2 separate regions of the Mus musculus genome follow, and region 2 is linked to region 1. Evidence: chromatin loops called from intact Hi-C (ENCODE). Cell type or tissue: left cerebral cortex. All regions are shown on one strand. Links, peaks and the distances in the headings refer to the core of each region. The heading gives the core; the rest is flanking DNA.

Region 1 (15,634 bases), core at 4,916-12,915:
CTGATGAAAGACTGGACAGTTGAATATAGATAGGATTTTCTAGACTCAGTAGGTGGAAAGAACTATTTTTCTTTGAAGGAAATAACTTTGTATTGTGGTAATTTTGAAGGATGATTCCTAGGATATGTTCATGGGGGAATGTGGCTTTTAAAAATCTTACATTGGTTATAATTGTTCATATTTTCTTACTTTCCTATGTTGACTTCATTATTCCCATGATATTGGCCTTTTAAACTATGTGCCTGAGTCTTTGAATTCATAAATTTGTTGTCTTAATAAATATTGTAAAAATGTAAAAAAAAGAAATCTTAACCTCCCAGTGCCAAGCTCCCAGTTGTGGGATTAATACCTTAGTCTGACTCTTGAGCCAGAAAACACACATTCCAGTATGCTTTTGTGCCTTAGGAACCCTTTCAACTGATGGTACTGCGGTGCAGATGTGCCTGCGAGATAGTATGGTACAGCGTGTCAGCTGTTACTTGTATTTCTAAAACAATTAATTATGCTGAACTGTGGATCTATGATCCATACACTTGAAAATTCAGCTTCTCTTTCTAAAAGGATATAAGACCAATCTTACGCTTTAGTCTATGAATTTCAAGATATGTAGTTGTCAACAAAGCAAAATGCAGAATGGCCAGATAAGGGGTAGGCTTATCCCAGTTACAAATTGGGATGTGCTATAAGTAAAGAGTATGGACCCTCCAACAAGATACTTTTTTTTTCCATTTTTATTAGGTATTTAGCTCATTTACATTTCCAATGCTATACCAAAAGTCCCCCATACCCACCCACCCCCACTCCCCTACCCACCCACTCCCCCTTTTTGGCCCTGGCGTTCCCCTGTACTGGGGCATATAAAGTTTGCAAGTCCAATGGGCCTCTCTTTCCAGTGATGGCCGACTAGGCCATCTTTTGATACATATGCAGCTAGAGTCAAGAGCTCCGGGGTACTGGTTAGTTCATAATGTTGTTCCACCTATAGGGTTGCAGATCCCTTTAGCTCCTTGGGTTCTTTCTCTAGCTCCTCCATTGGGAGCCCTGTGATCCATCCATTAGCTGACTGTGAGCATCCACTTCTGTGTTTGCTAGGCCCCGGCATAGTCTCACAAGAGACAGCTACATCTGGGTCCTTTCGATAAAATCTTGCTAGTGTATGCAATGGTGTCAGCGTTTGGATGCTGATTATGGGGTGGATCCCTGGATATGGCAGTCTCTACATGGTCCATCCTTTCATCTCAGCTCCAAACTTTGTCTCTGTAACTCCTTCCATGGGTGTTTTGTTCCCAATTCTAAGGAGGGGCATAGTGTCCACACTTCAGTCTTCATTCTTCTTGAGTTTCATGTGTTTAGCAAATTGTATCTTATATCTTGGGAATCCTAGGTTTGGGGCTAATATCCACTTATCAGTGAGTACATATTGTGTGAGTTCCTTTGTGAATGTGTTACCTCACTCAGGATGATGCCCTCCAGGTCCATCCATTTGCATAGGAATTTCATAAATTCATTCTTTTTAATAGCTGAGTAGTACTCCATTGTGTAGATGTACCACATTTTCTGTATCCATTCCTCTGTTGAGGGGCATCTGGGTTCTTTCCAGCTTCTGGCTATTATAAATAAGGCTGCTATGAACATAGTGGAGCATGTGTCCTTCTTACCAGTTGGGGCATCTTCTGGATATATGCCCAGAAGAGGTATTGCTGGATCCTCCGGTAGTACTATGTCCAATTTTCTGAGGAACCGCCAGACGGATTTCCAGAGTGGTTGTACAAGCCTGCAATCCCACCAACAATGGAGGAGTGTTCCTCTTTCTCCACATCCACGCCAGCATCTGCTGTCACCTGAATTTTTGATCTTCGCCATTCTGACTGGTGTGAGGTGGAATCTCAGGGTTGTTTTGATTTGCATTTCCCTGATGATTAAGGATGTTGAACATTTTTTCAGGTGCTTCTCTGCCATTCGGTATTCCTCAGGTGAGAATTCTTTGTTCAGTTCTGAGCCCCATTTTTTAATGGGGTTATTCGATTTTCTGAAGTCCACCTTCTTGAGTTCTTTATATATGTTGGATATTAGTCCCCTATCTGATTTAGGATAGGTAAAGATCCTTTCCCAATCTGTTGGTGGTCTTTGTGTCTTATTGACAGTGTCTTTTGCCTTGCAGAAACTTTGGAGTTTCATTAGGTCCCATTTGTCAATTCTCGATCTTACAGCACAAGCCATTGCTGTTCTGTTCAGGAATTTTTCCCCTGTGCCCATATCTTCAAAGCTTTCCCCCACTTTCTCCTCTTTAAGTTTCAGTGTCTCTGGTTTTATGTGAAGTTCCTTGATCCACTTAGATTTGACCTTAGTACAAGGAGATAAGTATGGATTGATTCGCATTCTTCTACATGATAACCACCAGTTGTGCCAGCACCAATTGTTGAAAATGCTGTCTTTCTTCCACTGGATGGTTTTAGCTCCCTTGTCGAAGATCAAGTGACCATAGGTGTGTGGGTTCATTTCTGGGTCTTCAATTCTATTCCATTGGTCTACTTGTCTGTCTCTATACCAGTACCATGCAGTTTTTATCACAATTGCTCTGTAGTACCAATAAGATACTTATGGAGTAAACAAAAGGCTCCCTTTCTTCCCTGCAAGCCTGACTGATCATAATAGTCTAAACTCTGGGGTTTCTTTCTGCTATCTGAGATGAACTTGGGGGTGGATATTAACTTGAAGGTCCCGGTCTCTCAGGCAGCTACATTGCTTCTATTAGCACAGGGGAGATGCACAGAAGGACAATCACTGTGAGTGGATTGGCTCAAAACCTTGTCTTTTCTTTTGACTGATGACATTTAGGAGCAATGAGCGCCAGTGAAGAGTAGGAGCAAGGCTGAGGCAAATTAACAAAACAGAAGACAAATTAACAAAAGGGAGGTGATAGATTTTTAAATGCAATTTTATTTACATATTCAGGCATTCTTTTTTTGTTTCCTATTGCTTGTTTTAAACAGTGTCTCATGCCCCAGCTAGCCTTGAACTGGCTTCTTCTTTTTTTTTTTTATTACATATTTCCCTCAATTACATTTCCAATGCTATCCCAAAAGTCTCCCACACCCTCCCCCCCCCATTCCCCTACCCACCCATTCCCATTTTTTTTGGCCCTGGAGTTCCCCTGTACTGGGGCGTATAAAATTTGCATGTCCAATGGGCCTCTCTTTCCAGTGATAGCCGACTAGGCCATCTTTTGATACATATGCAGCTAGAGTCAAGAGCTCCGGGGTACTGGTTAGTTCACAATGTTGTTCCACCTATAGGGTTGCAGATCTCTTTAGCTCCTTGGATACTTTCTCTAGCTCCTCCATTGGGGGCCCTGTGATCCATCCAATAGTTGACTGTGAGCATCCACTTCTGTGTTTGCTAGGCCCCGGCCTAGTCTCACAAGAGACAGCTATATCACAGTACTTGCAACAAACACTTGCTAGTGTATGCAATGGTGTCATCATTTGGAGGTTAATTATGGGATGGATCCCTGGCTTCTATCAGGACCCTCCCTATCTATCTCCCAACTCATGGGCCCACAGGACATCTAAAGATCCCATTCAGCCAGATCTAAGCCCACTTTCCAGGCTTGGACCAGGAATCACATCCTGTGCAATAGCTCAATCCCCTCCTGACTTCTTTTCATCCAAACCATTTCTAGCCTCTAGAGGGGGTCTGCTGGAGCAGGTGCTTCTTCCTCTTCCCTGACAATATACGACTTAGAACTAACAAAGCAAGTTCACCTGCGCTGATCTCATTGCACAAATGTGAGCACTATGAAAGATCAAGCCATTATCTTCTCTTCTTCCAGTACAAATGTTTGCCAATGAGTTTTACCAAGATGAATGACAGGATACAGAATTTATAAGAGCAATCATAAACTCAATCAAAGAATTAAAAGAGTTTAAAGAAGACACAAAGAAAAACCTCAATGAATTTAAGGAGAGGAACTTAAAGAGAGAACTTAAAGAGAACTTAAAGAGAATAAATGCCTGAGTGATGGCCATAAGAACACAGGCATGTGACCAATAAGATAACAAGGACAGTCCAGGACTTGAGATAGAATTCAGTTAGGAGACAGAAACATTGGAAAAAACTTAGGGTGAAATGAAGATGGAATTGAAAAACCCAGTAACTCAATTAGGAAATTCAAAGAAAAATATCAGCACAGAGAATGCAGACCAAATAAGCTTGGAATATTAAAAATTAAACACACACACACACACACACACACACACACACACACACACACACGGAGACAGGCAGACCGAGAGAGAGGGAGGGAAGGAGGGAGGGAGAGAGAGAAAGAGAGAGATTGGGGGAGCACACAGAATATGGGTTATTGTTAAAAACAACCTCTGAAAACCCAAAGAAACCTTCAAATTATAAGCATAAATGAAGAAGAATCTAAAGTCAATAACATAGACCAGATCTTTAAAAACATAGAAAAAAAAACTTTCCTAAAATATTAATGACCCCAATTCTCCAATCATAAGACTCAGCTGACTGAATGAATCAAGAAGCAAAAATCCATCTATTTGTTGTCTATAAGAAATGCTTCTCAGTTTTAAAGTTAGGTTTCATCTTAAAGTAAAACACATGAAACTCAAGGAGAATGAAGACTGAAGTGTGGACACTATGCCCCTCCTTAGATTTGGGAACAAAACACCCATGGAAGGAGTTACAGAGACGGAGTTTGGAGCTGAGATGAAAGGATGGACCATGTAGAGACTGCCATAGCCAGGGATCCACCCCATAATCAGCATCCAAACGCTGACACCATTGCATACACTAGCAAGATTTTATTGAAAGGACGCAGATGTAGCTGTCTCTTGTGAGACTATGCCGGGGCCCAGCAAACACAGAAGTGGATGCTCACAGTCAGCTAATGGATGGATCATAGGGCTCCCAATGGAGGAGCTAGAGAAAGTAGCCAAGGAGCTAAAGGGATCTGCAACCCTATAGGTGGAACAACATTATGAACTAACCAATACCCCGGAGCTCTTGACTCTAGCTGCATATGTATCAAAAGATGGCCTAGTCGGCCATCACTGGAAAGAGAGGCCCATTGGACTTGCAAACTTTATATGCCCCAGTACAGGGGAATACCAGGGCCAAAAAGGGGGAGTGGGTGGGCAGGGGAGTGGGGGTGGGTGGATATGGGGGACTTTTGGTATAGCATTGGAAATGTAAATGAGCTAAATACCTAATAAAAAATGGAAAAAAAAAAAAAAAAGGTCGGACCAGAGAACTCCGATCAAATGAGATTAGGAAGCAGGAAGGTGCTGCTATCCTAATATCTGACAATGTAGACTCCAAATCTAAACTAATCAGAAGAGAGGGATACTTCTTTTGAATCAAGTGAACAGTTAACAAAGAAGGCCTTATAAATATATGTGCACCAAATTCTGGGGGAACCAATTTAATTAAAAAAAACTACTACTGAATTAAAGATACAGCATAGCCTCATCCATCAATAGGAAGTGTTTTCCATAACTCATTCTTCAATACACAGGTCATTTGGAGAAAAAATAAAGAGAAACATTAGCATTACTTGACATCATGCATCAATAGGACTTAAGAGGTACCTACAGATATTCTACCCACAATCCAAGAAATACACATTCTACCCAGGTGGAAGATTGTATGAGTCAGAAGATCTGGGAATTTCCTGCGAGACTGTGTTTTCTAGTAAAATCAGAAACTACATCCATAAAGTCTCACCAACATGACTAAACATGAGCTGAACAAGGGTGAGAACAATAGATGACCCAAAATGACAGAGGAAAGGCAGTGAGGCCTAAATCATACACAAAGAATTACAGAAAAATACGAAATGCCGACAGAGATAGAAGTACTCTTCCCCAGGAAGGAGCACACCAACTGGTTATCCAACATCAAATGGCCATCCCTGAAAACATACAAGTAACATTACACAGACTAAGCTTAGGAGAATGCATATGTATATACATACACATTTATGTGCACATAATAGTTGATTTTAAAAATGAGGCCATGAATGTGAAAGAGATGTAGAAGTTTGGTCTGACTTTGCCTCCTAGCCCATACTTCAAGAAATAAGACTTATACTCAAAATATATTTACAAATATCTCAGCCATACAGGTAGACTCTTCTCTGATTAGATAGTAACTTATATTAACACATTTGTTCTAATCTGCATTCTGCCACATGGCTGGTTACCTGTGCTCAGGTACCATGTGTCTGTCTTGTCACATCTTCCTGGGTGAATCTCCTGTGCCTTGCTTCATGAAGAACTCTTTATGCCTCCTGGATGTTCTACCTTCTACTTTCTGCCTAAGTCATAGGCCATCAGATTTATTATTGACAGGTGCCACATTCATGCAGACATAAGATATTCTCTGTACAAAAGATGTGAAGTGTATAGGAAAGGTTTGGAGGCAGGAGGGGGAGAAAGGATGCAATTATATTATAATCTCAAAAAGGAAAGACAAGAGAAAAAAGACATATGGAAAAATATCACATGTAAGGTCCTGGCCTTTTCCAGCCTACCTTAAAGTGGTGATTAAGATAAGCATCGACTTTCCTTCACTCTCTGCTCCACGTTTTGTCTCCATATTTCCTTTAGACAGGAGCAATTCTGGAACAAAAATTTGGAGATGAGTGGGTGACCCCATCCCCCAACCGGGGGCCTTGCCTACTTCTGGATATGATCTTGACAGCTTCTCCCTCCCCTTTGTGGGGCATTTCAGCTAATCTCATTCCAGTTGGGTCCTGGGATCCTCTTGCTTTCCTGGCATCTGGGACTTGCTGGTGGCTACCTCCAGTTCCCCATCCCCCATTGCTACACACCTCTGTTCAAATTCCTGATCCTCTGTACATCATCCCTGTCTCCTCACATACCTGATCCTCCCCCCTTTCCTCCCCTCCTATATTCCTCCCAAGTCCCTCTCACCCTCTCCCTGCCTTGAGTATTTTGCTCCTCCTTCTAAGATGGACTGAAACATCCACACTTTGGTCTTCATTCTTCTTGAGCTTCTTCATATGGTCTGTGAATTGTATCTTGGGTATTTTGGGCTAATATCCTCTTATCAGTGAGTGCATACATTGTTGTGGATTGCCCTGGTGCTGTTGAATTTTTATGTTAATTCTGATTTCCCAGGAGGGGTTGTTTGGAAGGAGGAATGAGTCAAATACTCAGGTGACTCCGGAATCAATCACTGGGTGAGTAGGCGGGGCTTCCCGGTTGGACTGGGGAAGAGAGGAAGCAGGAGAGAGTTAGGGCCTTTTTGGATGGGAATAGTGAGAGGGCAAGATGTAACTACTAGTGTTTCCTGGTTTAAATGCTGAATCTACCAGGATTCGCCAACAGAGGATTTAGAATTAAAATGGCTTGCAAGATTAGAATTCTACTTCTTGTGCCCAGCAATTGAGTTACCATTGTTTGTGAACTAAGTTTGTGTGGTACTTTCCTTCATGAGGCAGTTCGACTGGGTTCCAGAGAGAAAGGTACAGGGGCAAAGCATGGGATTGCCAGATGTGCACCACAAAGGCCATGGGGGTTTCTGAAGCATGGGGCTGGCATGGTAATGACCCACTAGTGGGAACCTAGCAAGCTGGGTGGAGAGATTTTGGAGCTCTGAGTCAGAGGGTCTCCATGAGATAAGAACTGGCCAGAAAACCAGGGCTGAGAGTAGCAGGATGTATTGTGGGAACTTGCCTTTTTAAATATTTTCTGCAACATACCATGTGTGATAGTTTCTATTTCCATACATTTGCCTAAGTGAAGTCATTATTTTTAATAGCTGAGTAAGCACCCTCATAGAAGCAGGGGTAGGAGACAAGTGGGATAAGATGGCTCCGGAAGGGTTACCAGGAAGGGGGATAACATTTGAAATGTAAATAAATAAAATATCCAATAAGAAAGGATAAGCATCACCCCCTCTTAATTTCAGCAAATAAGATCAAATGGCTATTTAAATTTTGTGTTCATGGAATGATTTGGTTGGTAAAGGCAGAGCTTGTACCTTCTTTAGGAAATAATTACCCTCCCAAGAAGCATTTTGTCTTCTTTACAAAGTCTTAGAGGCTGCTTTACAATTGAAACACCACAGCAAGCCGACCTACTTTCTTGTGGTGTTTAAGAATAGGGATGAACTGGTGGGATGTAGTTAGTTTGCAGTGTCCAGACAGAAGGGCACTATGAATAGAATGTGGAAACATTCCTGGGGCTCAGGGAGCCTGGAGCTCCAGAGTGAGATAAAGCTAATAACTTGCTGACTCTGACCTTAGTGCTGAAGCAGGGTCATGTATCCCTCACAAAGGGCCCAACAGATTTCCTGGACCTCCATCATTATCCAGGTCACTAGTGGGTGATACACCATTTATGCCAGTACTGGGGTTTTCACCAGTATTCAGTTCTAGAATATATAAGAGAAGGACTGAGCTCAGAAACCAACCACAGGTAAAGTCATCTCACGGTGTGGTATTTCATCATTGATGATGGAGTCCAAGCCTGTTCTCTGTGTGGGGTGAGTTTGACACTGGAGTGAAGCAGTAACTATAAGATAGCTGCAGAGGCAGAGGTCAGAGGAATGGCAGAGCAGAATCTGGGGGCCAGCTGTGACAACACTCTGAAGAAGCTGCTGTCAACAACTGTTCTTTAAAACAAATATTTATTTATGCTTAATGTGTGTGTGTGTGTGTGTGAGAGAGAGAGAGAGAGAGAGAGAGAGAGAGAGAGAATGAGAATATGAGAATTTGTACCTATGTTGATGGAATTTGAACTCATATCCTGTGTAAGAGCAGTAGCACTGCTGAGCCACCTCTCCAGCCTCCACCAACTGCTTCATCTGATTAGTCATCCCCAGAATCTTTATATCTGCACTGTAGATTGTCAGAGGACATTTGTCATCCTTACCCTGGTTGGTTTCCCTTCTTTACTACTTTAGAAGAGCTGAAGAAAGAACCGGAATGTTTCCCAGGGATTTGAGCTGGGGTGTTTTTCCCAAGGCCCTCACAGTCACAGTCACCTGAAAAGGTGTGTGGCCAACCAGTTTGCACTATTTTAGTGTGGAAACATAATTGATAAAACCAGCTGTCACAGATAAATTCATCTTTAAATCACTGATATTAAGAAATATTTCAATATCAAGGTAGATCCGTGGTTCTTAGCTAAGAGCTGTGTTAACTACCAGGAGACATTTGGCAATTATGGAAATTATTTTGTTGTTGTTTGCTTGTTTGGGTTTTTTGGTTTGATTCTTTTGGTTGTTTGTTTTGCCACATCTGAGGGTGTTATGGGCATCTAGAGAGCAGACATCAAGAATCCCTTAAGCATCCTGCACTATGGACAACAGGCTCCTACAGTAAAGAATTGCCTAGCTCCTAATGTTTGCAGTACTGCATGAGAGACCTGGATTTGATTGTTACACGCAGCTTAGTTCTGTGTAGTTAAGAGGGCAGAGAGATAATTTGAGAAAGTTTTATGATAGAGAAATTATACCTAAATTAGGATATTGGCACATATGCTACAGGATGTGAGGGAAGGGCCCTGTCACGTCCAAATGGGCCATGCAGGGAAGAATCTGGGGAGGAGGAGGTGAGGCTTCATCTGGGCTTTTACGATTACATAAGCAGGGAGATAATAGCACGTCACAACTCGAAGTGTGCAGACACACAGTATCATCCCATTGCTTCAGATCTGGGTGAATCACAGAGGATGAGGCGGACTCCAGTCACTTAAGTGAGACCCAAAGTTTCCCTCTCCCTTTCTATCCTTTCCATAATTCAAAGGGGTGCTGTTGTTGAAAGTTGCAGAGAACACTGAGGAAATATTGTGAGAGGTGTTGCCAACTGTACAAGAAGACTCCATGGTGTTCCCATTATGGTGGTTATGCTGGCTAGGTTTATGTCAACTTGACACAAGCTAGAGTCCTCTGACCAGAGGGAACCCCAACTGAGAAATTACCTCCACAAGATCAGGCGTAGGCAGGCAAGTCTGTAGGGCATTTTCTTACTTACTGATCGATGTGGAAGAACACATACTGTGTATGGTGCCACCTTTGGGTTGGTGGTCCCAGGTGCTATGTTAAAACAGACTGCTCAAACCATGCCTTAGGAGGAGTAAGAGAGCAAATAGCAGTCCTCTGGGGCCTCAGTTTTAGCTCCAATCTTCACAATTTTGCTATGCTTGGGTTCCTGCCCTGACTTCTCTAGTGAGGGACTGTTACCTAGACATATCAGTGAAATGAACCCCCCCACCCAAAGTTGCTTTTGGTTGTGGTGTTTCATCACAGCAATAGAAACCCTAATTAATACAGTGATTATGCAGAGATTTATTCTACAGGATAATTAGGCAAGCGTTTTCTTTTTCAACCAGTTTATACTACTGTCACTGAACATCATAAGCTTTCATTTATAAGGAACGGAAATTTATTTCTAATATCTAGAGGGTAAGGAGTCTGATACTGTGTTAGCAGATGACATGTCTTGCTGCTCATAGACAATCTTCTCTCTCTGCCTCACATGGCAGGAGGAATGTAGGTCATTTTTGTAAAGCACTAAACTGTTGCAGGGGAAGGCTTTATCACACCTCCACCTTTACTTTGGGACCAGATATTACCATGAAGATTTTAAAGAGGAATAAACATTAAGTCTATAGAAATTTAGATACTTACTAGTTAAGCTATAATTCAAACTTTCCATTCTTATAGAATACCCTATAGTTTAGAATATAGGACTCTACTTTATTTGGGCTTATTAGCAACACATATGTACACACACACACACACACACACACACACACACACACACACACATACACAGACATACACGCATAGACATACATGCACACAAATGCACACACATGCACACACACAAACACATACATGCACACACACAAACACACACATATGCACACACACACACACACGCTCACACATACAAGCACACCTGCACACACACACAAGCATATTATTGCTCAGTATCGAAAGCTATGTGTCTTCCAATCATTTGACATTCCAACCTACCTGAAGATAGAAGATTTTCCCACCTCATTATTAGTACATGTGGATGCAGCAAGGTAGAAACAAGATTGGGAAAAGGCACTTGTGAACTTGAAAGCAGTGATGAATGAAGTTAGCCTTTTGTAGAGGGGATTCACCATCAAAGACAGAGGTAGTGACATTTTCCAAGTTTTTTTACTTATTATGCTAGAATGGATTTTCAAGCAGATGGGTTTCTTTTCAGCAGTCCAGTGAAGCTGTTTTCTATAGCTGTACTGGGTTGCGTGAACATCATTAACTTCGTGTTTAGTGGTACTCATAGCAATTAGATTATAGGTAATAATAAGAAAGTCTTAGCGATCTGCTGCCAGGAAGTCAATGACCTGTATGTCTACAAAAATGAAAACCAGAGGATATGTACTTGGGGAGAGTGGGTGGGCGAGGGGCATAAGTAAGTAATTCCTGTTTCATGTCTAGAATGTTCTGATCTCAGAAATCCATTGTTCACCTCGGAGTTAAGTACGGACAGCCACCCTAAGGAAGGCAGGACATTTGCTGAGCACTTTGTGCTGTCTCCTTCCTTTTTGCTCCGATACTCCTTTCTTTAGTGACTCTCCTGTTTGCTTTTGTGTTACTCTCTCTCTCTTTTAAATTGACTATCTTGTTTGTTTACATTTCAAATGTAACTTTTCCAGTTTCCCCTCTGCAAACCCACTACCCAACTCCCCCTTAACCTGCTTCTATGAAGGTGCTCCTCACCCACCCACCCGCCCCCACCTCCCTACACTCACCTTCCCCTATACTGGGGCATCAAGCCTTCACAGGACCGCCAGGAAAAATTCAAATCAAAACGACCCTGTGTTACTCTCAGTAGACCTGCCCAGTAGAGAGGCATGCCCTGTGTATGTCTAAGCAAGCAACTAACTCTCCGAGGAGATGCCTCGTGTGAAATTCTTTAATTTCCGCATAAGCTTATCTTATCTGGATGTGAGTCTCTGGTATTTTTTTCCGCTTGATACACTATATTAAAAAAGAAAAAGAAAAAAGAAAGAAAGAAATCCTAAACCCAAACCAAAGAGGCTCATTGATGCTTTAGAATTCTGTCAGATGTCTCAGCCAGAGCTGACTCCAAAGCAAGTATGTCTGCTCATTCCATTGCACCATCGTCCAACGACATGAGGACCGAGAGGATGAGATCTGGCAACACATGCAAATACTTCCTTCTTAACACTTCTCCTCCACTCTCCTTGCACTTTTTGCTGCCACCATCTCTATGGCTTTTGTGACTTTGGTTCCCATTCAGGAGCATGGTGGATGAGTCATTTTCCTCCCTCACTCCCTAGAGCCACTGGGGATGACATCAGAGATGAGGGGGAGAGAAAGTATGGCATCTCCAGAGACATACTTAGCAGAGAAGGGCATCCTCCACACATAGCCTGGAAGGAAATGAAGGGATGGAAATGAACGTCAGAGTGGTGTGAGGAGGTGTGATGGTGGTTCGTAGGCTGAGCTTGCTCCCCTTGACGGGCTGCCTCTGGCTACATTGGCTTTGATTATGATAAGCATTCTAGAATAACCAAAGATCCTTTGAAGATTCCAAGGTGACAAAACATCTCACAGTCTCATCGACATTTACTCAACTGTGTATAATAAAAATAATTTCTGTCTGTGTTAATTTCCTAATAACAACAAATTCTATGAGAAAGGGGTGGATATGAAACATGCTGCTAACTATACTATACTAACACGTACTAAAAAAAATCTTTAAGGAACATTTTATGTGGTAACTATAGATTTAAACACTCCAAATTATCCATATCCAGTTATCCAAATAATTCACTGATATGATATATATGTATGTATAAATGTGTGTATATAAGTAAATGTGTTTGCATGTATATATATATGACATAAATGAGCCAAAGACTATCTTACAAATACCCCAGTGCCAGGCATGGAAGTTTTTTTATTTGAGCTATTGTTTGGTTGGGTTAAACAGGAACTCATAATTATATAGGTTAATGCCACTGTCTTTGGTTGCCTCCCAGAACTTGAAGGTGTGATCCTATTTCTGAAGAAAGCATACACTGTGACCACATTGAGGAGGATCAAGCTGGAACTGTTTGGAAATTCTACTCAAAGGACTAGCTGAAGACGAGACACAAGCTGCCAGTGGAGAGCACCAATCAATAGTCCAACCCAGCTGTAAAAATCTATGAACCACAGCAATGATCAGCACAGCAAGATATCTCTAAAAGTACAATATTGGTGCTTACTTCTACAGGGTAACTGACAGCCACCTAATTGGACTAAATGACCACCACAATAGGTGGGGATTCGTGCCTATACCCACAGCTGGTGAAATCCTGCAACCTAGAAGAACACCTCTTACTGTTATTTCCCCAAACCACTATAATTTATAACCACAGTCTAAATACTTATCCTTGTTCTTACTTTTACCCCACATCGAAGAAGATTTTTTTAATCATCAGATGGATATATTCTAGAAAGCCAGAGGTGGTCAAAATGCAAAGAACAATTGTGTGCCTAAAGCCCCCAATTACATACACACCGTAACCTCTATGCTTAAGGCTCACTCAACTTTATGAAAGGGGAGGGGGAAATGTGTAAGATCTGAAGGTACAGGACATATGCTACACTATTGTTCCTTCTAGCTATGGCAAGGAAGCTACACCCATGAAATCTCAAACATGGCTGCCTAAAGAAAGACCTGATCATGTCCAATAACAGTTGACATCCCAAGACACATGGAAGAAATTTCACGGGGTCTCTGTTGTAGATGAAGAGCTATAAGCAACTAAGAACTGCCAAGAGAGGGAGATTCAGTCTTCCTCTGAGACAAGACCCCATTGGTTGTCCAATACCGAACACTTAGTACTAAAGTAGGAGTAATGGTAAGTGGGGGGTCAGTAGGCTTTCTCTATTTAAGTGTGTGTGTGTGTGTGTGTGTGTGTGTGTGTAAAATAATTAGATAAAACATCATGAATTTGGAAGTAGGACAGAACAGAAAAATTCAAGAAAGGTAGAAATTATGTAATTACAATATTCATGTATGACCTTCAAAGATAAATTCAGATTTAAAACACAAAGCCAAGCAAATCTGATACCTATCAGTCGACATACTGGTTGAATAGCTTTATGGAAATGTACATTTCTTTAAGGTTAGGTATGTGTCTTTAGGTACAAGAGCTTTCACCTGATTTCAGCTCCAAGCAAGGGTGGTCAGAGTGTTTTTCACCCCAGTAGAGGGAGGATGTGCCAAAGTGAAGTTCTCATCACGTTTTTTCATAAAGTGCCTCATGGCCCTTGTTGCTGAACCTCCATGTTGCATGCCTTGTTCTCTGCCCTTTTGATTGTGAGTCTCTGTAGACAGGAGAGTGAAAGGGTTTGCAACAGCAACCTATGACTGCACACCAATCTGGTGTCGGCGTCACTTTTTGTTTTACTTTTCCTTAATATCTGACAGAACAATGTTCTGATGGTGTTATACACTATAAAGCATCCCAATACCCCCCACCCCCCTATCAAGACTGAGATTTACAGGCCTCACACTGAAAATTAAAATGCTAAGCTACTCTATTAGTGTTTGTTGTCTAAGTTTAGTCTCAGTACATGGACAGGTTTTTAATTAGAAAAGTGTGAAAACAAATGGAAACCTAAACAAATTTCTTATTTTGGGAGAGTCTTGTGACTAGAGCCTGAAAAATTTGCAAGATCTCTCGCCTTACTTTTGCAAAACTTTTTTTTTTCTGATAGAAAAGAAGAAGCAATGTGTTTCTAGTTGTTGCAATGCTTTGCACGTGTTTGGTATCACAGATGCTGCTTGGAAACTGGGTTCTTGCTACCACTTCATTCTTGATACTCTTTCAGACTGAAGTTTTATACTAGCTTAATATGTCTCCCTTTTATTGGGGTGTCTCTAAAGGTCTTTGTTTCAGTCACTGGCATGGTCCTGTTTTTATGGATTTTGTTCTCCAAGTCTTCTTCATGTGGGTCCCAATTCTGTTTCCCTGTAATAACTCAGACTGAGCTTCAGAATTTTATATTTCCATCTTTCTCAATGTATCTGTCTATGGTATCTGAAACAGAGGTTCCTCGGGTTCTCTGCCCTCGTACGCTTTTGCCGTACTCTGCCTCAGAGGGCACCTATAGAAAGCTCTGATTTTGGCTTCCTCACATTGGCCAGCTGTTACCCTTCTCATTTAGGACAATGGGAAAGTTGGTGCCTAGGAAGGGAGGCCATGGGACTAGCTTAACCAAACTGGGCCAAGCCCATTGTCAGCAATGATAGTCACCCACTGTCCACGTCCCATTGTCATGTGACTCCTGTGACTCCCCAGGGACATGATGAATATATTAGCATAGTGGCAGAGCAGATGTCTTCAGGGAATGGACAATAATCAGATCAACCCAGTGACACATTTGTGTGACCACAAATAGGAAGACAAAGGAACTAAGTATAAGGCAGAGATCAACTCTTGTTGAAGCATCCTTGTCAAAATGCCTACTGCACATTCAGTCTAGGAAAGTTCATGCCAGAGGCTCCTTTAGGAAAGATAGTCCATCTACTACTTCCTAGGCTCCCACCCTAGTATAACTTTCCTAA
Region 2 (15,634 bases), core at 4,420-12,419, 160 kb before region 1:
AATCCTGAACACTAAACCTCAAGGAAGTTTGAGACACTAAGAAAAGATTAAATCTAAGAATAATAGCAATAGAAGAGGAAGAATTTCAGCTCAAGAACTCAGAAGATATATTTAACAAAATCATAAAGAAAAATTTCCCTAACCAAATGGAGTACATACCTATAAAGGTACAAGAAACTCACAGAATGTAAAATAGATAGGACCAGAAGGAAATCTCCCCCAATAATAATCAAAACACTATATATACATGGAACAAAGAAAGAATATTGAAATCTGCAATGGAAAAAGGCCAAGTAAAATATAAAGGTCAACCTATTATAATTACACCTGATTTCTCATCAGAGATCTAAAAACTTGAGGGCCTAGATAGATGTTTTGCAGTCTAAGAGACCATGTATGTACTATACTCAGCAAAACTTTCAATCAACATAGATGGAAAAAACAAGATATTTCATGACAAAGTCAAATTTAAGCAATATCTATCCTCAAATTCAGTGCCAGAGAAAATGCTAGAAGGAAAACTTCAACCCAAGGACATTAACTACACCCATGAAAGACAGGCAATAAGTAATCTCACACCAGGAAAACAAACACAAAATGACTGACGATATTACAGTTCTTGCCCTGATCTTTGAGCTGGATTACCTGCAGATACTGCCAGGAAGTAGAAAGGCCTCAGATTCAGAGACTTTAGCAGACTTAGGGGTTTTTGTTTTGTTTTTGTTTTTTGGTGGGGGGTGGTTGAGGCAGGGTTTCTCTGTGTAGTCCTGGCTGTCCTGGAACTCATTTTGTAGACCAGGGTGGCCTCGAAATCAGAAATCCGCCTGCCTCTGCCTCCCGAGTGCTGGGATTAAAGGCGTGCGCCACCACGCCCGGCTGCAGACTTAGGTTTTAAGCTTCTCCGAAAAGAAAGAAAGAAAAAAATTCCTTTAGCAAGTGGTGCTCATGTGCGTGCCTGTCTCTCTTAAGTGTATTCGCTACAGTTATGTGTTTAGACACCATTTCATCTGATCTTCCAGACAGTTCATCTGCTGTAGCCATCTCTCTTGAAAGGCAGTTGTGTAAAACCAACATGATAAATGTACATCTGTATGTTAAAACACACTTTTATTAGAAATATAACACATGTTCATTGCAGAAAACATGAGAAGCAAAGCGAACTAACAGGAAAACTTAATCTCCCGTGGCTCATGTTGTTTCTCATTTCCTTTCCTGTGTCTGCTTTGCAAGGATTCAAAGGTTGTGAGTCGGGGATCAGCCTGCTTTTCTCCTACTGTGTCAAAGCAGCTGATCTAGGAAGCAAACACTTACTGAATACATTGCATTGACAGGATGAAAGCATGGCTTTTATGTTGACCTCTTTAACTTTTTCCTATTTGTGTCCTGTTGATTCTCTTCCTGGTCTCTAAAATGGCTCTCTTTAAACGTGCCACCCTTGCTTTGTCCCCCGGCAAAGCTTCGGCTTACCACTTGGCTCCTTATCTTCTTAGGCTTTTTTTTTTTTTTTTTGATCCAGGACAGACTTTTTTTCATATGGACAGGCCTGGAGGAATCTTCCATTTGTCTCTACAGTTTTCCATAAAGGGAAGCCAAGACAACACAATAAATTGCCTCAAAATAACAGCAATTATTCTCTGAGTTGAGACCAGATTCTACTTGAACCTGATTGCCGTTATCCCAAAATGCCACACCGATAACCCGACCTTATGGATCGTCTTGAGATCTTCCTATCCACATGCAGAGGAGTCCACTTGAGGAGGAGTTAAATTTCTACCCCTGATTCAATGTAGAAGCCTTGGCTTTCCTGATCCAAAGGAAGACTCATTCAGGTGTGCAGGAGTCCTTCCCTGCTGACTCTGCAGAGAAGAGCCCCAGGGGTCATTCTCACAGCTGTCACATTGGCATCTGTTGGCTTAAGTTTTTCCTCCCAGAAACCTGTAACTTGCTTTGCTAGCATCCTTCCCAGCTTAACTTATTTTAGTGTTAAATGTTCTATTACATAAAGGTTGGGTAGCATCGATATTCTTTTGTGTGTGCCAGAGCCTAATTCTTTATCAGTTGAATTACCTACAAAGGAGCTGAAAGAGCCAGCAGCAGCCATCTCTACACAGCAATTCATGAAAGAGATGGCCTCTTTTCTTTTCCTTTTTATGGCTCCCAAACCCCCTATTAGCACTTGAAAGTACTGTGCCCATTGTAATAGAATTGGATGGTTTTATACTAATTAGCGTTATTTTGGTGCACAGTGCCACACACAAAAAAGTCTTAAAATTAGTATTAAAAATTTGTACATTGGGAGATAGAGTCTCATGTGGTGTTTTCTTCCAGCCTGGGAAGGCAGGGATAATGTACCTTCCATGGTTATCTTTCATTTTCTGTTCATTGTTCAATGTGAAGCTCTGAGTCAGCACAAGTCCAATTCAGATCAGGTATCTCTCTCTCTCTCTCTCTCTCTCTCTCTCTCTCTCTCTCTCTCTCTCTCTCTCTCTCTCTCTCTCTCCCTCTCTCTCTCTCTCTCCCTTCCTCTCTCCCTCCCTCTCTCCTTCTACTCCTCCTTTCCCTTCCCACTCACTGTACAAGATAGGTTATAAATAAACCATTCAGGGATTTGCAGAGAGCATTCTAACTATCCATGTATTTCAAATCATTTCAATCACAGAGCCTCATATATGCTTCACCTGCATGCTTGACATACAAAATTACACATCTTTATTGGATACAACATTTTTTTCTTTTTTTTTTTTACTGATTACTCTTTTTTTTTTAATTACGTATTTTCCTCAATTACATTTCCAATGCTATTGGATACAACATTTTTTTTAATATAAATATCTTGTCTTTTTATTTTAATTAGGTATTTTCTTCATTTACATTTCCAATGCTACCCCAAAAGTCCCCCAAGCCCTCCCCCCAATCCCCTACCCCCACTCCCACTTCTTGGCCCTGGCGTTCCCCTGTACTGGGGCATATAAAGTTTGCATGAACAATGGGCCTCTCTTTCCACTGATGGCTAACTATGCCATCTTCTGATACATATGCAGCTAGAGACACAAGCTCCGGGAGGTACTGGTTAGTTCATATTGTTGTTCCACCTATAGGGTTGCAGACCCACAACATTTTTTAAAAATATATATGCATCATAAAATGTCAAGCGAGCTGACAGGCACTCACTTCCATGCTTACTCACGTTGAGAACATGTGTAGGTCCTCTCAGTGACTTTCAAGTGTACAGTCCATTATTGATAACTGAAGTAACCAGGCTGTACAATGACTGTCTCTTCAGTTTGGATGTTGAGAAAGATTTCCTATAGGCCTAAGATGTTATCTTATGACATCTTTAGCTTTTAGATTGGTGGATGCCAGTAGCATAAAAAGTTAATAAAGTTCTAAATGGTTTTATCTATGAGTCACACGATGTTAATTCCAACACAGAGGTAGGCAACAACTAGCTGTTCCAGAAGGCTAGAGATAGCCCAAGATAAAGTATCTAGCCTTTGTACCTGCAGAGTTACAGCATGGAAATTCTAATCAGCCAATCAGTCTCTGCACAGTAGAGGACCAGGTTGGGGGTCCATCACACGAGAAGATGTTCAAGAGTCTGAAAGAGTTTCAGGCCTTGTGCAAGGAAAGTAGAATTTATTCTCCTAATGTCCACATTGAGAGAGTAGAGAGGGGAAGGCAGGTCTAAGGAAATAGGACCAAGGTCGCTGACCTTCCCAATCACACAGCAAAATATGTTTTCTTTTATTTCTGGCCCAAACATGTATTGAAAAAGCTCTAAGGACATTTCTGGGTAAGGAGCTTCTAAAAGCACAATGGGGCCTGGAGATTCTGCTAAATAATACAGTTACTTGTTCTGTTTGCAGCCCTTCTGTGTGGGATTTTGCCATCTGGAAAGCTGGATTTCCAGGAGGTAGGGAACTTGGTTTTTATGAGCCCGTGAGAAAAGAAGAGATGGTGGCCAGGCCTGTGGGGTACCAGAACTGTGTGACACAGAAACTATCTGAGAACTACTGTGAGAGATGAGCTTCGGGGAGGTATAGGAATGACAGAAGAGTGTTGGACCTCCTAGAGTTCCTAGTACAATCACGTCCATTTTATGTTAGCACTCAGCAGCCCAGCAATTCTGCCGTGGCTGAGGGTGCAACCTGATCCACCTACTCCACATGGTGGGCAGCGTCAGATGCAGGAGCAACACGGAAGTGCTCTCTGTTTTTGATCAGAATCCAAGACTTGCCATCACAGGTATCCAGGCTGATTGGGGTTCTTGATAGTTTTCTATTTCAAACCTGCAGCAATTCTTTGTCTACTGTTAATACTCTCTAACATTCATAACTTTTTGAGAAAGTTATAGGATGTCCAGGGCCTACCTATCTACCTCCTCAAACTCTTTTTCAAATTGACCTTTAGTTTTTGATGCTTTTAAATTCTTAAAAGTCTTTGCTGGATCTTTGAATACACTCATGGCATCCTGTTTTTGCTATCAGCTTGTATAACTTACTGTTGATGATGATGATAATGTTGAACAAGAACAACTGCACGCAGTATAGCATTTATACTTCGTTTATGGTATTCATTTGGCAATCCCCCTAGTAGGGAACATCATGAACCACACTAGGGCAGCTGCTCCCCAGGGCCAGAGCTTGAAGCCACGAGCCAACCTGAGCCAGTGGTCAGCCGGGGAGGAGGAGTGGGGGTGGGGTCCAGGAGGCAGCTGCGCAGGCTCATACGTGGCCCCAGCGGCCGCCATGGCGGACAGCGGCCCCTCGGGGGGGCCAGCTTTGACTGATCCAGGCCCCGAGCCAGGCAGTGCCAACACAGGGCCCCGAGTCTACTTCGAGAGTCCCCCTGGGACCCCAGGCGAAACCCCTGGCCCCGGGAACAACCCGGATAAAGATGACCAGGTGAGACGGCCACATAGGCCAGATAAGATCATCGTCAAGTACGACCGCAAGGAGCTACGGAAGCGCCTCAACCTGGACGACTGGATCTTAGAACAGCTCACTGGTCTCTACGACTGCAAGGAAGAGGAAATCCCAGAGCTCGAGATCGATGTGGACGAACTCTTAGACATGGAAAGCGACGATACCCGGGCTGCTAGAGTCAAGGAGCTGTTAGTTGACTGTTACAAACCCACTGAGGCCTTCATCAATGACCTGCTAGACAGGATCCGGGGCATGCAGAAGCTGACCATACCCCTGAAGAACTAAAAAGGTACTGACTCGGATGACCGTGGCTCCCGCAGGACAATCGCTGTCCCCCAGTCTCCTAGCAATAGCGATACTGGGAGACCCTGCAGCCAAGCCTGGTGCCATGAGCAGGGATCCTCTTGTCCCTGCCTAGGGGCCACTTCCCCGCCCTCAGTTTTCCATTTTGGCTTTTTAATTTTACTTTTAAAAATAATTGTTATTAAACTGATGGGACTTTAAAAACGAAGAACTATACTAGGACCGTAAGTAGAGAATTGTAACTTTGGTAATTAACATACTTTTCCCCTGATCTCTGTGAGTCACATCACCTGAAACTGCTGAGTTGGACATCATCAGCAATGTGCGGTCCTTTTTCTAAGTGAAGCCTCCTCCAATTTCTCTAGGGATTAAGGAGTAATACATTTTAAAAGTATGACTGTCAACAAGCGAATCATACCCGTAAAAATGCTAATTTCATTTGTTTGGTTGATCTATCAATTGAGTAGATTTGTAAAATGAGTCTATGGCGCGATGGTAGAAAATGCTGAAGGACAGTTATACTCTTGTCTTCAGGGAGCAAAGCCTAGTGACATGCGACCAGGGGAGAAAGTACACACGCAGAAGAGGGAGGACGTAGAACGAAGGACTTGGGGCTGCTGTCACCCCTTCTTTTCTCTGAAGGGGGAGTTCAAGTCATACCCCTTCCCACCTCAGAGGATGGAGAACCAAGAAATCGACCCTTCCAGGACCCGGAGCTTTTCCAAGGCACTTCCTGCTAGGCCTAACTTCCACCAGGCAGCCTCGCCTAGTTCAGTGCCTGGCTAGTAATCTCCAGCTGGCTTTGAGGCTTGGCCCATCATTTCCCAATCCACAGCAAGGACCTGTGCTCAAGCCAGGATATCGTCCCAGGCTTGCTGGAGTTAGTAATGTACCAACGTTTCAGCACAGCCTGGAGCTTTTAAAGACATTGAAGCTGTTTTCCCTCTTGCTATGGAGACACGGGAATTGGTATCCTAAATCTTTGGGTTTGAATTCCGTTCTCATCACTAGCTCAGCAAGTCCAGACAAGTCACATAACCGTTTCAAGCCTCTGTTTTGCTCCTGTTAAATGGCAACAATAAAAGCAACTCATACAGTGAGAAGTTACCTCCAGCACACCAAGAGCTAGCTACGATTCCATTTCTTCTCTGTTTCCCCCCTGCCTCTTTCTTACAAATATGTTACTTTTGGCTCATTTTCTTCACTGAATGGGGACAAGGAAGATAGTAATAAAAATGTACATTTACAGTTGTTTAAAAATAAAATTAATAAGCCGAAACATGTTAAACAAGATCCATGATATTAAATACTTGGTATTGTTCTAATAGATAATTACATTCATTGGTGTTCAGATCTGGAGCCTTGACTTTGGAAGCAGAGAAATAGAGCCTCTCTTTTATTTTTCTCTAGACACCAAAAGGTAAAGAAAAACTCCATCCAGAACTACCATACCCTTCAAGATATTCACTATCAACTTCCAATCCCCATTCTGGTCTCATCCCCTATACACTTTTTGTTGGAGCAAAGGAATATATAGAGATGTTTGCTTTGTCATTAAGTGGGGCCTAAAAGGCACTCAGGAGACATCTGAGCATCTCAGCTGACAGAGAGCTCTCTAAATGTTTGTAATTTGAGGTGATTATTGGGCCTTGTGTTGACAGCTTTTGAAATCCATCTTCCACTCATTTCAAATGAGGCTCCAACACCTGTTAAGTTTCATGATAAGTGCACATTCTGTCTTCCATTGGCACCAATCCCTCCCTCCAGCCTGAGCACCTGCTGTGTAAGATCTGGTCAGGAACAGGCCTGGACAAGCAGTTTACAGGCATAGAAAATCATTCCAGCTATTCAATGTATAGTGTGGTGTGGTGGTTTGAACATGCTTGGCCCAAGGGAATTGGCATCATTACGAGGTATGGCCTTTTGGAGTAGGTGTAGCCATGTTGGAGGAAGCACATCACTGTGGGGGTGGGCTTTGAAGCTCTGCCCCATGAGGAAGAGTCAGTTTCTCCTGGCTGCAGTCAGATCAAGATACAGAACGCTCAGCTCCTTTCACACCATGCCTGCCTGAACACAACATGGTAAGCATGCTCCTGCCTTGATGATAATGGACTGAACCTCAGAACCAGTAAGCCAGCCCCAGTTGAATGTTGTCCTTATAAGAGTTGTCTTGGTCATGGTGTCTCTTCATAGCAGACATGTGGACATAGAATCCAGTGATGTGAATTCATGAGGCAGGGAATGTAAAGGATTATACAGAATGAAAACATCATACAGGATGGTCTTTCTTGCCGTTTGAAGGAAGCTGGATTTTCACAAAGTTGCGAAAATATCAGGCAAGTAGTGAGAGACATGTCTTCTTCCCTCTACCACTTCCAAAATTTCCCTTAACTGCCCTGAAGCTCACACCATATGAACTTTTGAGAGGCAAAGCTTAGAGATTCATTATTCTCATGTCTAGCCTAGGAAACAGTTGCCCTCCTGTAGGAAAAGGCTGTTTCTTTTAACTCTCTGTCTTTGTCTGTCTCTGTCTGCCTGCCTGCCTGTCTGTCTGTCTGTTTCTCTCTCTCTCTCTCTCTCTCTCTCTCTCTCTCTCTCTCTCTCTCTCTCTCTCTCTCTCTCTCTCTCTCTTTCTCCATCACTTGTTTGGCATCAAAGAACGGGGTGATGATAAGGTTGAAGAGAAAAAGCATATTTCTACTGCAAGCAAAAATATTTTGAAATATTTGGATGTCAAATCTTCTTGGTTGCCAAATTCCTAGTTCAACTCTCACTTTATTTTCCCTTAACTTGAACACTTTTCTAAAGACAGAAAGCAGGATGCTATAGCCTAACCTATAGTGATAGATTCTGTGTCATTGGCTCAGGGTTTAGGTTAAAACAGATTAGATTTTGGCCATATGGTTGGTGGGGAGTGGAAGAATTGGTCAAACTTAGTTTCTGGAAAGAAAAATTTGGAATGGGGTTGAGGAAGTGGGGGGATGATGAAGGATGGAAATGAGAGCTAATTCCCATGTAAAATCTGCAGCAAGACTGCTGGTTGGATATGGATACTTGCCTCCTAAATGTAGGCAGACTGCGGCGTGTTTTAGATGCAGGGATTACACAATCTGTTACAACATAAGCTCAAAATGGATTTTCCTTGTGGGACATGTGTGAAAAACTCCTTCCAAATTTAAAAAAAAAAAAAGAAAGTGGTTATAGTTAACTGCAGCATACTTTAACAGAATAGAATCATAAAAAAGGTTGGCTCAGGTCTTTTCCCCATACAGTATGTTTTCCCCAAACAAGAACTGAAACCCGGGCTAGTGAGGTAGCTCAGGAGGTAAAAACGGTTGTTATGCAAGTTGGGAGACCTGAATTCAACCCCCAAAAGCCACCTAAAGGAGGAGGGAGAGAACAGATTCCCCAAAGTTGTTCTCTGACCTCCACATATATATGTTGTACTCTCGCCACCTCCTACATTATACATACATACACTAACAAATAAATACACGTGATAAACGTTTCAGATTTAATTTCTACACATCACATAGGAATGGTGCAGACTCTCTGAAACCAGCCAAATGCACATTTGCCAAGAAACAAGAGGAGAGCTTTGGCCCAAGTTCCTGAAACACTGTTTTATTGCCAATTTGAGGCCTAGGCACATTTTCTACAAAAGGCAAAAGTCTTTCCCTAAAGATTCTCCATGCTTACCCCACCTCAACCACTCACCAAGAGAACTTGGAGGTAACGTTAACTAATTTATAATTTCCAGCCACATTTAATTAGTTTTCCACCTCATTGCTGTTTACAAATGCTATCGCACATTGAGTAATGACTCCATGCTTGTTTGCCTGGTACAACTACAGCTTGAAAAAAGGCTAAAATACAAGAATTTAAACTGCTATTTAAAATACATACACACACACACACACACACACACACACACACACACAGAAGGCTTAACTCGTCTAAGGTACCCAATCATGTAATAACAGCTTCCGAACTTAGGATCTATGTAACAAAGATCAATTTCTAGGCTGTACAGTGTCTGCTAAATTTTTGATAATATGCATGTGTGTTCTTTACTGGGTATTGATCTTCTTGCATCAGATCTCTGATAGTAGACACAATAATATATACTAATCAGTAATAGTAATTTTAAAAAGTTACCCACACTATTTTGAAAATATTTATTTTAATTGCATGTGTGAGTGTTTGCCTGCATATATGTATGTGCACCATGTGTATGCCTGGTGTCTAGAGAGACCAGAAGAGGACATTGATGTGAGTACTGAGAAACAAACTCAGACACTCTGCAAATGAGTACTGTCTCCTATCTGCTGAGCTGTCTCTCCAGTATCTAACAATGTAGATGTTTAAGCAAACCAATAAAAGTATCACAAAGTTTATTTCTAATACTAAAATGCAATACTTGCCTGTAGACAGGATTTTCTTAAGGCGATGTTCCAAGTATTAGGCTCATGTATATTCATGACATTGAAATTGCTGCCAATCATTACATTCATCTCTGGTTTCTGATTTACCTCCTGTAACACATACCCTGTCACAAACATTTTAGCCAGCTGTCTTAGGGTTTTATTGTTGTGATGAGGCACTATGACCATGGCTACTCTATAAAGGAAAACGTTCAACTGGGGTTGGTTTACAATTCAGAGGTTTGGTCCAATGTCATCATGGAGGAAAGCATAGCCTCATGCCCCAGTGACACACTTCCTACAACATGGCCATACCTACTCCAATAAGGGCACACTTCCCAATAGTGACACTCCCCATGAGCCTGTGGGTGCTGTTTTCATCCAAGCTACCACATCAGGTTCTCTAAGAACAAAACTAATAGGTTGAATGTACATATTCTAAAAGAATTTATTAAGTCAGCTTACTGTGAATTAGTAACAACAGTTGTATCACATCTGGGAGGCTGAGAAACTGGTAGTCGCTTAGTACAAGAGGCTGGATCTTGAGCTGTCCCAGTCTTGCCCCCAGTGTTAGAAGTTTTGGGGGAAGCTTCTGGTCCTTAGCCAGTGATAGAAGCTTGGAAAGACGGGTTCTGGTATCAGGGAGAAAGCAGCAACAGCCTCGGCAGCAACAGAGTACATCAACCTGGTGATAAGAGAGAAATCCAAACAAGCAAAGGGTAAGAAATCCGCCATCGGCAGAGCATTGGGTCTTCCACATCAATTAAGATAATCAGGCCAAGTTTTTGGCTGAGGCTCCCAGCTATGGTGAATCTAATTTATGGCAGGTTGACATTAAAACCAAATATCACACCACAATTTTATTAGATGTCACAAAAGACAAGAAAGGATTCTGTCTTCTTCAAACGAACAGCATACAATGAACATGGTTATGGAATACAGGTGGTGGAAAACTGGCCGATGATTTATGTGTGCTTATCTAGTTTTGCATAATGAATTTAGATTGTCATTAAACTCTTGGGCACATTGATGAGTACAATAGTCAATGAGGGAAGACCAGTTCTTTCCCCTTTCACAGAATTTATACTTCACGAGAAGCTGGGTATCTGAGATCTAGGCTATCGGTTTATATATAGTATTTGTGTGGTGGTATTGGAAGCTTGTGATATGGTTGAATCCAAAAGTTCTGGATATGGTGTATGCCTCGTGCCACCTGCATCAGGTAGAGAATCCCTGTTTTGTCTTTCTAGTTGTTTGTGCTCTGCAAAAGTAAACAAGTGTTCCCTCTTGGGGATACCGAGTTATCTGGGATGTTCTTCCTGGACAGATTTGAAAGGGTTTAAGGAGAGTTGTAGAGAAGAATTTAAATATCAATGAGTAGACAAGACCTGGAAAATCATTTTTATCTTCTAATTTGAGGTCTTAAGAGTTTTGATAAAGCCTTTAATTTAATATTCATTTAATATTTTTCACATTTTAAAATGAACCAAGACTGTTGTCTCTATCCACATTATAGGATTGTGATAGATCTCTGAATAATTTAACAGATACATAGTGATGTAAAATTGCTGAAGATAGCAATCTGCCTCACAGTTCTATTTTGCTTACTTATAGTTTTATATTCTAGAAAAAAACAATCATTTAAAAACCTCTCCAAATTTTGGGTTGTTTATACTTGAGAAAAAGTGATCAAATATAGACTCCTAAGTTCTCTTTGTTGTTTGTTTGTTTTTTGTTTTTTTGTTTTTTGTATAACTAGAGGGGAAAAGAACATAGTTGTATATGTTTTTAAGAGTAGTAGATCAAATTACAAGTTATGTGTAATAAAAATTTCCACTTTGTAAACGAAAGTTATATAGCTTTGGTAAATTTACATAATTCTGCATTTGTCAAACAAATCCAGTTTTAGAACACCCTACCTCACCAAGGGTTGTTGACTGGATTTAGAATCAGCTGGAGGACACCCAGCTCTCAGTGTGCTTGGGAGATTGTCATGTTTATCAGAACAGGTAAGACCCACCCTGAATCCAGAGAAAGCAAGTATCTCAGTTGAGGACCAAAGCGGCCAATGTCTTTTGTTCTTGAAGACATGATTTTCATATTGTCAATTGATCCCTTAAACTGTGACCTCAAACAAACCTCTCTTTCTTGAGTTCTTTAACCACATGTTTTGTTACAGCTACAGGAAAAGTGTCTACAATACAGCAATACTCCTCAAACACATTTGCTTTTAAGTTCCATCTTCCAGCTTTCACTCCCAAGGAACTCCTTGTGGCTTTTATGTTACTGCTATTGGAATATTGTTCACATGGATCAAAACCATTACTGGTCACCAGAGTCTGGGCCAGGTGTTTCCCTTAGAATTGCAAAAGAGCAACACGGCCATATTGTAGTAAAGTTACAGTACAAATTAAAGAGGGTTACATTGTCTAGATTGACAGTGGCCCATCAGAGAATAGTCAAGAGCCCTGATGATGGTTCATGGCTCCCTTTTGGGGGGTTCAGAAGGAGGAGGAGTTGGTTCCCCAGGGGCCATATTTTGAGTGGTTCTTATTTCCCTGATGAATTAGGTTGTACATTCCTTTGCCTGTTGTGCATATCTCTTCCCATAACAACGCCTAGTTACACACAGACATAAGGTGGTAAATATGAGATTCTCCTTATTTACCAATTTCTCCAATTTCTCCTTCATACTAAATGTACACAAAGGCAATTCAGGTTGGATACCCAGGTACATTGGGAATAACATTAATAGGAAATGTCTCAATTTGATTATTACCACAGGCAATGAAGTATATTATTGTTCTGAGATTAGAATATGTGTACCCCAATGCAGATAGGGCACAAAGGGGTTCTGAGTTTGCTAGAGACATTGTTTGGAGAGAGGTATATGTGCACATGTAGGTGCTGGAGATAGACTGCCAAGTGCATTTTTATAAGAGGAAATCACATAACCCAAAAGCAAATGAGGGCAACAAACTGCCTCCTATTCTTGCCTGCCCCCAAATACCCTGTAACCTTTAGTGTCTGGCCACAGTGTAGTATCATCAGAATCTCTGCACTATTGTACATTTCCTTCTTCATTTCTTTTCATTTCTAAGCAGTAGCTATGGGATGGAGGTTTATATCTGTCAGATACATTTGCCATTGCATGAATATTGGGATTTTTTTCTCATAGATGACCCATTTTAATCATAGTCCTGTAAGCAACCAACACCCAATAGTGCAGATGTGGTTTTTAGCTCCTTTGACTAGGTAAACTTTTTGGAGTAGAACTACTGGGACTCATAATAAACTTACTGTAATTATTTCAAGAAGGTGAAATAATGTCTCTACAGTAGTTGAATAATTTTACAACCTTACAAGCACTGCACGAGCATCCCAGTCTCACTCTATCATTTTTAGTATCCACCCTGTACATACATTTTATTACAGTCACCCCATGGGTAGACTAGTATCTCCCTGTGAGCCTCATGTTTCATCTTCTTACTATTGATAATATTGAATATTTTCACATGCTTATTAACTATTTGTTTGTTTCCTTTATTTGCCCAAAGTTTACCTGTATTTATCCTATTTTATTCTGTCATTTTATTGAAAATAAATTTATACAAAACATTTTGACCATCTCCCCCTCCCAGCTTCTTCCACATTCTCCCTACTGCCATACCTGGCCAATTTTTTGTTTGTTCTCTCCCTCCCTTTCTCTCTTTCTAAAAACATGAAAATGAACAGAAAAACACAAGAAACACATACACGAAAAAGTAAAAATGCATACTTGAAACTCAAAACAAATAATAAAAAAGAACAAATACCCTCTCCCCCAAGACCAATACCAAAACAAAGCACACTATAAAAAAAAAGTTCACAGAAATAGCACTGTTCATTTTGTATGGGCCAATTATTCGAGGGCATGGGGCCAGCCCCAGAGAGTGTTTGATATACGCAGTGTGACTTTATTGGAGAAAACTGATCTTTTCTCTGCCAGCTGGTGCCAGTTGCAGATATGTTCTTGCTTAGGGGTGGGCGCTCGTGTCCATTTCCCCCTCTCTGCTCTGACTTGAACCTGTGCAGGTTTGTGCTGCCGTTGCCTCCAGGATTTGATATATGCATCAGCTCTGTTGTATCAGGAAGAAACTGTTTCCTTGGAGTCATTTACCACCTCTGGGATTTACCAGTCTTTCTGTCTCCTCTTCCTCATAGATTTCCTAAGCCTTGAGGGGAAGGGTGTGAAGATATCTCATTTAGGGCTGAGTGTACCAAAGTCTTACACTGCATATTTCCCAGTTGTGGGTCTCTGTCTCTCTGTTAATTCCTTCTTACCACAAGAAGCTTCTCTGACGACGGCTGAGTGAGAGAGACACTGATCTACAGGCTTAGTAGAGTGTCATTAGTAGTCATTTGATCAGATGTCTCTTGAGCAAAATAATAGAATTAGGTTTTCCCCTAGGTGCATGTCCTATCTAGACACAGGTTCAGCAGTGTCAGACATGAGTTCCATGTCATCAATTGGGACTTACAGCCAATTAAGAAGTGTTGTTTATGCCCATAACATTTGTGTTACTATTGCAACAGTGTATCTTGCAAGTGTGTAGCTGTTGCACACAGCAATGTTTGTAGATGGGTGATATTGGTGACTACCTCTGTCCTCCAGTAGCATGAACTATACTTTCCAGCATCAGGCATGGATCCTAGTCAGTAAGCGTCTACTTAGGCACCAGCTATAATTCTCTGGGTTCAGTGACTTAACTGAGTGCTGTCTTCAGCAGTACAACCTTACCATCAGGTAGTTGAGAGCAATCAATAGCCTAGGCAATAGCTGAGCATGGGGCTTCTTTGGTTGGAGATTCAGTGGATGTAGCCCATTCCTGGTACTGGAGGCTTTACTTGGTGGAAAAAGATGTCTGGTTGGGAGCAGTCTCTCCCCTATTATTTGGTTACTACATTGGAATTTCTATATGTATATATTTTATTTTATTTTTTTAAATTTATATTATTTTTATTATTTCCAAACACCCTTGTATATGTAGTTATTTTTTAAAATATTTTTATTACATATTTTCCTCAATTACATTTCCATATATTTTAAAGAAGCTTCTATAGTATTAGCCTTCGCCTCAAGTAGTTGTTCATGTTATTTATTCCTCCATGTATTCTCTCTTTTACTCTTCTCACCCATTTCCCTCTTTAAGTATTCTATTTTAGTTCCCCCTTTCTCTCCACAACACTATATTCTATTTCCCCTTCATTGAACGATCCTCCCCCCTCAACAATAACCTCTGCGGTTATTTGTGTTCTAGCACACAGTTTGAAATTTTAAAAGCTGACATCCACACATAAGAAAAGAACCACATAGTATTTGTGTCTTTTGGGATCTGGGTTACTTCACTTGGGATCATTTTTTTCTATCTTCATTTACCTGTGTATTTCATAGTTTCATTTTTTAACAGCTGAATGATATTCCATGGTGTGAGTGTAACGTGTTTTCATTATGCATTGATCTGCCGAAAAATGGCTAATCTGTTTCTAATTTCTGTCTACTATGAATAGGGCGGCAATGAACATGAAGTAGGATGTAGAGTCCTTTGGCTACATGCCTAAGAATAGTATAGGTGGATGCTGAGGTGAATCTATTCCCAGCTCCCTCAGAAGCTGCCACACTGATTTGTACTCCCAGCAGTAGCTAGTGAGTGTTCTTCTCTCCCCTCATCCTCACCAGCACAAGTGAGCTGTTACTTGTCTTGATTGACATAAGATGAAATCTAAAAGTACTTTCAATGTGAATTTCCCTGATGACTTAGGAGGGTGAACATTTCTTTAAGTGTTTCTCTGCCCCTTAGAACTTTCATTGTGTAGTATAGATTGTATATGTTGTATTTTCATTTTATTTTGATTCTGAAAAAATTTCCTTCCCCCCTCTCTCTCTTCCTTCCTTCCTTCCTTCCTCTCTTTCTTTCCGTTTTTATCTTCCTTTCTTCCTTT

The links. A loop is a pair of places that touch in the nucleus more often than their neighbours do. Peaks named below come from ENCODE experiments on the same cell type or tissue, not always from the same donor. Only the 100,000 strongest peaks of a DNase experiment are listed, where the experiment ranks them.
Region 2: a loop joins it to region 1, with 9 times the contacts of the local background. A loop is called at or near these places in 2 of 42 quality-filtered maps.

Annotation. Positions count from the first base shown.
Region 1 is chr1:22,936,746-22,952,379 of GRCm38, reverse strand. No RefSeq gene overlaps it. Among named protein-coding and RNA genes, the nearest start is that of Gm7759, 46 kb to the right of the region's middle. In left cerebral cortex, for the core only: no CTCF peak of the experiment used is centred there; DNase peaks (open chromatin) are centred at 8,214, 8,896, 9,586, 12,351 and 1 more place; H3K27ac peaks cover 1,284 bases.
Region 2 is chr1:23,091,346-23,106,979 of GRCm38, reverse strand. Ppp1r14bl (protein phosphatase 1, regulatory inhibitor subunit 14B like) reads left to right here and starts at 4,727. Exons shown (of 1, transcript NM_025746.2): 1 at 4,727-6,507. The coding sequence starts at 4,749. The coding sequence ends at 5,210. In left cerebral cortex, for the core only: a CTCF peak has its summit at 8,267; DNase peaks (open chromatin) are centred at 8,340 and 8,783; H3K27ac peaks cover 920 bases.